Linked DNA regions of Homo sapiens: regions 1 and 2 are each linked to region 3. Evidence: chromatin contacts called from ENCODE Hi-C data. All regions are on one chromosome and are shown on one strand. Each heading gives the region's core, a stretch centred on a gene start or an enhancer-like site at or near the end of the contact. The rest is flanking DNA. Distances are from core to core; before and after follow the strand shown.

Region 1 (2,950 bases), core at 439-2,938, 7.6 Mb before region 3:
TGGGCCAGTCTTCCCATCTGTAGAACAAGGAGGCTCTTCCCTCTTCCTCGACTTGCCCGAGGCAGGGACTTAGTCATTGTGTTCTTTATACCCAGCTTAATTCCAGGCCTGGAGATGGCATGCAATAAATAGTTGTTGAATGGCTCACGCCTGTAATCCCAACACTTTGGGAGGCCGAGGCGGGCGGATCATAAGGTCAAGAGATCGAGACCATCCTGGCCAGCATGGTGAAACCTCGTCTCTACTAAAAATACAAAAATTAGCTGGGCATGGTGGCACGCGCCTGTAGTCCCAGCTACTCGGGAGGCTGAGGCAGGAGAATCACTTGAACCCGGGAGGCAGAGGTTGCAGTGAGCCAAGATCACGCCAGTGCACTCCAGCCTGGCGACAGAGCGAGACTCTGTCTCAAAATAATAAATAAATAAATAAATAAATAAATAAATAAATAGTTGTTGAATGCATGTCTGACTGATTAAGCCAAAGGCACCATATTCAAACAAAATCAGACACTGGTGCAATGCCAAACAGCTTCTGCCCGTGCAAGGAATGATTTAGCATGGAGCACAGTCACCTGCAGAGGAACAACTTGGAGGCAGACTCTCCTTACTCAGCTCACTTGGAGCAGAGCTTCCTGAGTTGGGGGTTCTTGACAGATAAGCCCTCCAGCTTCAGCAGAAGCAGGCTTGGAGCTGCCACTTCTCTGAACCCCCTTGCACTTACTGTCAGTCACTCACACCTTGCACTTATTCACATCCTATCCTGCCTCGTTCTTGAATGGAGTCCATGGTGAGCCTTCTCTGTGCCGCTGGATGGTAAGCTTCCTGGGGACAGGGAATGGGTCTGATAGTTTCCTTGGAGCCCCTGGCGCTCCCGGCACTGGGCTGTTGATACGTGGGGCTCCGGAAACACTGTGCTGACCTGTGAAAGGGACTGGCCTAAGGGGCTGTGGATTGTCCTGTAGGGTGACTTCTGAACTGTTCTTCAGCCTGGGCAGTTCCCAGGTTTATTTGGGGGGATGCCTGGGTCCAAAGAACCAGGGTCAGGGGCCCAGGGGTTTCTTCCTGGAGACAGGATGCCTGGCGCCTTCAATAACGGAAAGGAAACTGAGAAACTTTCTGAGGCCAAGATAAAGAGTATGCAAGTGAGGGGTGCAGAGAGAGCAGTTTAGGGGCAGCAGGCCCCAACCGAAGCAGAGGAAGGGCCCACGTCTGGGCCCAGGGGACTGACTGGCTGCCTTGCGTGCATGGGGCACGGGAAGCATAGGCTCCCGGAACAGGACCCTGCCCCAGTTTCCCCAGTGAGGGAAGGACACCGTTCCCCGTGGGATAGAGCACTGCACCCTTTCTTGATTCTCATTGTTCCCGGGAGCGAGCGCCTTGGCTGCGCTGGGCATACCCACCCTGGCGCCATTCACAGGCAGTGCCTGCCCTGGCCCTGTGCTCACCCCATCAGGCCTCCTCTTCCGCCTCTCTGGCACCCACGGCGCCCCTGCTTGCCTCTGTCCGGGTCTCGGAGGCGCGAACACCATCCCAAGCCTGCGACCGCGCGGCATCACCCCCGCCCTTCCCCCTCCTCCACCCCGCCCTTTCTACCCCTCCCGGGAGCTCCTGGGAGTCGGGCCGCCGTGTGCGCAAGCGTGTCCAGCCCCTTCCCCGCCCCCAACCCGGGCCCGGGTCCCCGCCTCCCCTGCAGGCGGACTCGCCCGCTCCCAGGCCGGACCCGCGCCCGGGACAGGGACCCGGCCGAGTCGAGCCGTCGCGCCAGCGCTGCGCCGCCGGTCGGTGCGCCTAGCGGATCGGAGCTGCGCGCGGAACCGTGCTGCCCCGCCCCGCTCCACCCGTGAGGGTGAGTACGCGGCGGCGGTGCGCGGGGGCCCGCGGGGCGGGGCGGGGCGGGGAGCCGCGGGGTCCTCGGCCGCCTGACCCCAGCCGGCGCCGCGCCTCCCGGAGGGGGTCGGGCCCTGCACGTGGGCGCAGCGCGGGTCGGGGTGGGGCTGCCACAGCCCTGCGGAGCTGCTTTCCGGGGTCCCTTTCCCTGGACCAGATTTTCGCGGGAAGCCGGATCCTCTCCGTTCCCTTGGAGTGAGCAAGCGGGACAGTTCTGCGGAAAGTTTCCGCCCCCAATCCCCCAGCCCTGCGCCCGGACTGAAGCGGCGGCCCCCACCTCCAGCATCCTCGAGCGATGGTTTCTCCCACAACTACCCCGGTCAGGTCCAGCACTTGGGAGCTGACTGTGCTGGAGGTGACAGGCTTTGCGGGGTCCGCCTGTGTGCAGGAGTCGCAAGGTCGCTGAGCAGGACCCAAAGGTGGAGTTGTCAGTGGGAGGCCGGCTGTGCCCAGGGTCCTAGGGCCACGTTATGGGGGTCGTCAGGCCTAGGCCACTGTGCCTCAGGGCTGCATGGGTGGTGAGCAGTGGGAGGGATGCGATGGGGGGAGTGGGCTCAGCTGTCTGCTGTGGGTGTTTCCTCGGGGACCTGGCTGGCAGGGACCTCCCGGCCAGCCCAGAACTGCCAACATGTCTGCCAGCACTGCCCCTCCATTCCCAGTCCTGGGGGGAGGCTCTGTCTGGGCAGCTTGAGGCCTGACCTACTGTGGCTGCTTCCTCTGCTCCCCAGCCTGGGTCCTGAGGGCCTGGCTTAAGGGAACTGCTGCCAGAAGGCTGGGAGTGTAGGCAGTGTTCGGGTGCCCAGCTGTGCCCTGTCTGACCTCATGGCCACCCACAAGCTGGCACCCCCCACAGGCCTCTTGGGGAAGCCTGTACTTTCCACCGCCGGAGGCGGGTACCGCGTGGAAGCCAGGCTCAGGCGGACTCATTCTTTTTGAACTTTGGGAACAGGCCTGGTACAGGCTGAGTTCTCACAAGAGACACACACCCGTGTCACTGTCTCCTGAGCTGTGCCGGACCCGTCCTACAGACTCCACCTCCTCTAGGTCCTGGCCCTGGCATCTGC
Region 2 (2,700 bases), core at 24-2,523, 8.1 Mb before region 3:
TTTATACCTCGACTTTTTATGAGGTCAAAAATTACATGGTGATTTTAACATGCAAAACACTCCAGTGATTATTTGGATCTCAAAGTCCAACATTACCAAAGTCTCCAAAGTTCAACTCCCGTGCTAACTAAAGAACTAGGCCAGGGAGTGAGTCTAGTTGGTCATAAGGCAGATTTGTGGCAAAAACAGGACTTGGTACACTACAGTGCTTTTTCCAGCACACCTTACCCTAATTCAGGGTGAAGTGCAGGAGTTCCCAAGCAGACGTTTAAAGTAACACCCTGGCCAGGGCTGCGAAGTAACCACAGAGAGGGAATTCGTGTGTCCCCTAAGCACCAATTACAAACTAAAACGGCCATCACCAGATGTTCCATACATTGGGCCAGGCGCCGTGGCTCACGCCTGTCATCCCAACATTTTGAGAGGCCAAGACGGGGTGGTGGCGGGGGGGAGGGGGGGTCGCTCGAAGTCAGGAGTTCGAGACCAACCTGGGCAACACAGCGAGACCGTGTGTTAATTAAAAAATTAAAAACTAGGCTGCCAAGATGGCGCACGCCTGCAGTCCCAGCTAGTTGGAGGCTGAGGTGGAAGGATCGCTTGAGCCCAGGAGGTAGAGGCTGCAGTGAGCAGTGATCACGCCACTTCACTCAGCCTGGGCGACAGTCTTAAAAAAAAAAAAAAAAAAGTCCTAATCTCAGGAACCAGTGGGTTAACACATAAATAGCATTCCTCTTGATAAACTTTATATTAATCCAAAGGGAAGAAGAGGGAGTACTGTCCAAAGGATTAGCAGACACGCACTATGATCACTAGAAAGCAATCGTGGTCTGTATGTAAGGCAATCCCCAAAATAATTTGAAAATTGCTGCCACAGCCTCCCACATACTCCTGGGTTCTCAACTTCTACTGTTTTATGAGCACCCAATTCTAAGTGGGGCAGCAGAGCACTTTTGTACTCCACAGTACAAGTACCACTGAAGCTCCCGTCACAACGGAATTAAAGACGACCCTACTGCGGCGAGTTTCCACCGAGAGCTCCAGAAAGTACCAGGCACAAAAGAAAAATACATGGTCTTAAGCGAGGTCTCATTTCCATACGGCAATGCTTTCCTGAAAAGACCAAAGTATGTGAAAGAGGGCAAAAAGAAGACAACAGACAACCGTTCAGCAGTGTGTCCATTTGTCCCTTCCCCTGTGGAACCCAGAAAGTAACCCACTCCAAAAATCCCACACTTACTTTCCGGCAGCCGGCCGCGCCGCGTTTCCGAGAAAGGAAGCTGTCACTGTGCGTCTTCTGCGCAGGCGCCCGAGCCCTCATGGGAGGTGTAGTCCAAGTTTGTGGGAAATGTAGTTCTGAGAACCGAGCTTGGTGCTAGAATCTACCTGAGGTTTTCTAGTCCAGCTACCGTTTCTCCGCCCACAGGGCAGAATCTGGGCCTGTGGCGGGACAGCAATAAAAGGAGGAATTGTAGTGCTACGCTAAAATAATAGAAAAAAGGTAATTTTTCAAATTCTGCTATCCTTATACGAAAACTAAAAGATTGAAGATCTTGGCTCGATTTTATACCTAGTTAAATGAGAAGAAAGTTACCATTGAGAGACAAAAACATTTACTATTAGAATTCAAATTAAAAGCTGAAATGAATATGATAATCTCAAAACAAACGACTAGGTGCCCTGAGAGTGACCGAACAGAGCGGGGAGCGTTGCTTCAGCACCACGGAGAGATCATGACTGCAGTTTCGTGTGGGTTTTTGTATTTTTGCCCCCAATTCCAGAAATGCTGATCAAAATCTCAAAATTACAATTAGAAAACTGGGGGGCGGGGGGGAGGTGGAATTTGGTTCTTTCGTCCAAATTGAGCGGTCATTAAATCATTAGTACCAGGGATCCAGGGATCTATACCGGATTATGCAAACGCATGTAGGACGTAGAGGTTATACCGAAAGGTAATGTTTTTAACAAGAGACCACATTTCAGAATAAAAGCTTTAAAAAGCCTATGTGGAACATCACAGGTATCTAGGGCAGGAACAGCAGTTAGAGCTTGAACAGTTCTGCTTCCTTTCCGCAACTGTGGCATTCGAGGTCATTCGTCATATCAAATTCATCAGATTTTGTCTCCACTTTGCTAACCAATTCGCTAACCTTTCTGACATCTTGTGATGTGGAGGCGGAAATTTCCAGGGAAACCGACACGGGGCGTAAAGCGCGGCGGGGAGTCCGGGGGGCTCCCGCCTGGAGGGCTGTGTGAGCGGCGGGCCGCGGGGCGGCGCGGGGGGCGCTCTCCACTCTGCGGAAGCTGCCCCCTCTGCCCTCCGGTCCGCGCCCTTTCGCCCCGCTCTCTGCCCTCCGCCCCGCTCTCTGCCCTCCGCCCCGCTCTCTGCCCCCCGCCCCGCTCTCTGCCCTCCGCCCCTTCCGCGCGCCACCCAGCCTTCCAGCGCCTGCGCGCCGCACCGCGGTGGTCGCGGGCGCGGACGCGGACGCCTGCCCCCTAAGGAAGCCCATTGGCCAGCGGATGGGGCCAGCACCGCCTCGCGCCGGTGGTGGAAGCACGTGCTGGGGGCGGGAGCAGCAATCGCAGCCATGGCGTCGTTACTGTGGGGAGGCGACGCAGGGGCGGCGGAGAGCGAGCGGCTGAACAGCCACGTAACCGCCACCGAGCCGGGGGGCCACAGCCGCGGGGGTGGAGCTCCCACTC
Region 3 (2,862 bases), core at 178-2,677:
GTCCTGCCTGCTGACTCCCACCCACAGCGGGTTCTCTCCCGCCGCCATCTCCTCCGGCTTGGTGAACTTGCCCGCAGCCGGGTCGTGTCTGCGCGCTGACAGCCCTGAGCTCACAGTCCTGGCACCCTCCAGGCTCCGCTCCCACTTCCATACAAGGGCCGAGAGCCGGGGGTGCCACCCAGAGGCTTGTAGGTCGCTCTGCCCATCTCCAAAGCAAAAGCCCGCGCGCTCACGCACGCATCACCCAACTCGGTGGCTCCCCCCTTGCGTCTCCCCCAGCTCAGACCCAGGAAAGCGGAAAGAGAAAATCCCCCCTCCGCTCGGATTCACAGCGTGGGGACCCCCCCTTCCCCGCCCCTCCCCTCCCCCGCCGCCGCCCCCAGCCAGCTCTGCCTCGCAGCCTGGGGAGGGCGGCGTGGGGCCCGCGCGGCTGCGGCGCGCTCCCGGGGAACTTTTGCCTGGCCGGGGCCCAGGTGCGGCTGAGAGGCGCGGGGGCCGGCGGGGTCCAGCCAAAAGCGGACACACCTCGAAGCTGGCCTCATCAATCCTCCTCTCACCGGGCGCCCCTGCTAGGGGGATCCGACCTCCAGCTGCCAAGATGTGTGGGCAGGAGGGGCGCGAGCGGAGCGATGGACGCCCGCAGGGCCGCGCGAACCCGGGGCCTTAGACGCGGGTGCCGCCAGTCCCAGGGATCCTCCGGGTCGCGCCTCCCTGCAGGCGCTCCTCGCGGCGCGGGGCTCTAGCGTGCTGCAGCCTGCCCGGAGACCGCAAACTCCCGCAGCCAGAGTTTCCCGCAGCTCTGGGAGGCGGCCGCCGGGCAGGAGGCGACGGGCTAGGCGCGCCGGTGTGCACCGTGGGGCCCGTGGTGGGCGAAGTCGACCCAGGTTCCACTGCGTCCTTTCCCCGAGTGCCCGGCAGCCCGTGGGCTCTGGCCCCTTCCCGCCCGCCCCTCCAGCCCACGGCCCCCAGGCCCTCCCCGGCAATGCTCCCGGGCCGCCTGGCCCGCGTCGGAGCCCAAGCCTCACCCGCGGGAAGGCGCGCCGGGGAGCTGGGGAACCGGGGGGCCAAGGAGCCGGGAAACCGAGGGGCCGGGCGCGAGGGGCCGAGGGCGCCGGGAGGGGCAGGGGAGGGACGCCGCACTTCAACTCACCTTCAGCCGCAAGCCCTCGGGTGCCGATCACACTTGCTATGAAAGTGGCCACATACCAAATCATAGTACTACCGCGCCAGCCCGGAGCCTCATCCTATCGCAAAGTGCTCCCGCGCCCGCACGCGCCTCGCGCCCGAGCGCCCGCCTCGCGCCCGCCTCGCGCCGCCTACGCCCCGCGCCGGTGCTCCTGCAGCCCGGGTGGCCAGCTCTCCATCCCTCCTAGGCTCCGCTCGGCTCGGCGCGCGCCTCCCCGGCCCCGGCGCAGCGGCACCTGCACTACTCGCCCGGGCGGAGCGCAGCCAGGTCCACGGTGAAGCCTAGCCGGGCCGGGCCTCCGGAACCGCCCCCGCCGCCCGCCTATTGGGCGCCGCCCGCAAGCCGGGGGTCCGATTGGCTCAGCCTTCCGCCCGTCGCGGCGCGAAGGAGGCGAGCCCATTTCAAGGTGCGTTGAAGTGTGGCGAGCACAGAGCCGCAGAATCATGCGCATTGCCGGGGAGAAGGTGGTATAGCGTCTCTGCCCGCTTCTCTCTCGGCTCACACTGCGTGGCAAGTTTCTGGTGAGGGAAATGGTAGCTTCTAACGGGACCCTGGCGGGTCTCAATTACCCCGGACAGGTCTGAGGGAAGTGGAGCCCCCGCCCACTCATGGAACCCAACATCCGGTTTCCATCCGGCAAAAAGCAGTTCCCGAGAGGACCATGCTGATTCTATGATGGGGAAACCCAGGAGCCGGCGGCCCGGGAGAGCCGGGGAACGTCCTTCGCCGGAGATCTTTTCAAAGAGGTCACGCGCCGCCTCCCCACCCCGTCTCCCTCCGCACCCAGACACGTCCCCAGAGCAGCGCACCACCCCCTCCAAACGTGATGCAGACCGGGGGATGACTAAAATGACCTCTCAAAGTCGCTAAGATTTAGAGTGAGTCATTGGCTCAGCTGCGAAGTGCCACAGACCCCTCAGGAACACTCGTGCACACACACTCCACCCCCAGTGCTGGTCACTGCTGCTCATCATTACTGAATCCCGACTCCAAGCAGTCAAAGTTGGGTCTTTTTCCCACTTCTCCTGATAAAGGCTGCTTCCTCACGCACATGGTTCCTCCCCTCTCCACCTTACTCGGAGCCCAGCCCCGACTCGGCCGCATGAAACCAAGATGGGTTTGGGGGAAGCTTTAGGAGTCTGGGATGGAGGAGACCCAGGGAAAGGGAAGGAGCTTCTCATCCTACAGAGGAATGTAAATAGGAAACTGGAAGGTCTTCGTATGTTCCAGTCTCCCTACCCTAGCCTGTCTGCTTCCCCTCCCCCAATACAGTTGTATTTGCAGAAGAAATAAATGAGTGTCATGGAAACATCTACTACAAACAATCACCTCACACCAGCGCTCAGAGGCTGCAGTGAAGATGTTTGTTCTTTCAAGGAGTGAAGGCAGTGGTAAGAATCACACCGCTCCCTGGGATGGGCTGTTGGCCAAGGAAGGAAGGCAGAGGGTCAGCGAGCGAGAGCTCAGGAATTTCATCCTCTCAAAGCACTCGTTAGCCACAAAGCCCTGGCTCCAGGACATGAAGCTCCCAAAACAACAAGAAGGAGACTTGCTTCTGGGAAAGCGTGCACACAGGTACACACACATGCACAAAAAGTGGCCTTGAACACCGGAGGTGGAGCATTCCCTGACACCGGAAGCCTCTTAGCTCACCGCCAGCTGGGAGGCAGAAAGAG

What was found. Hi-C counts contacts between places; a loop is a spot of excess contacts on that map. Pooled maps may share reads with other maps.
Region 1: a loop to region 3 is called in a pooled map, with 4 times the contacts of the local background. The contact joins the promoter of ST3GAL4 here to the promoter of IGSF9B in region 3. A Hi-C loop is called at or near these places in 3 of 50 pooled maps.
Region 2: a pooled map shows a loop between it and region 3 (12-fold over the local background). The contact joins the promoter of PUS3 here to the promoter of IGSF9B in region 3. A Hi-C loop is called at or near these places in 5 of 50 pooled maps.

Annotation. Positions count from the first base shown.
Region 1 is chr11:126,353,998-126,356,947 of GRCh38, forward strand. It overlaps ST3GAL4 (ST3 beta-galactoside alpha-2,3-sialyltransferase 4), which reads left to right and starts at 1,689. Exons shown (of 11, transcript NM_001254757.2): 1 at 1,689-1,845. It overlaps GSEC (G-quadruplex forming sequence containing lncRNA), which reads right to left and starts at 1,590. Exons shown (of 2, transcript NR_033839.1): 1 at 1,445-1,590. RefSeq lists enhancers at 581-1,324, 1,325-2,066, 2,067-2,810, 2,498-2,647 and a silencer at 1,528-1,907.
Region 2 is chr11:125,901,933-125,904,632 of GRCh38, forward strand. PUS3 (pseudouridine synthase 3) reads right to left here and starts at 1,274. Exons shown (of 4, transcript NM_031307.4): 1 at 1,238-1,274. DDX25 (DEAD-box helicase 25) reads left to right here and starts at 2,576. Exons shown (of 12, transcript NM_013264.5): 1 at 2,576-2,648. The coding sequence starts at 2,586.
Region 3 is chr11:133,955,541-133,958,402 of GRCh38, forward strand. It overlaps IGSF9B (immunoglobulin superfamily member 9B), which reads right to left and starts at 1,428. Exons shown (of 20, transcript NM_001277285.4): 1 at 1,151-1,428. The coding sequence starts at 1,214. RefSeq lists a silencer at 1,257-1,606.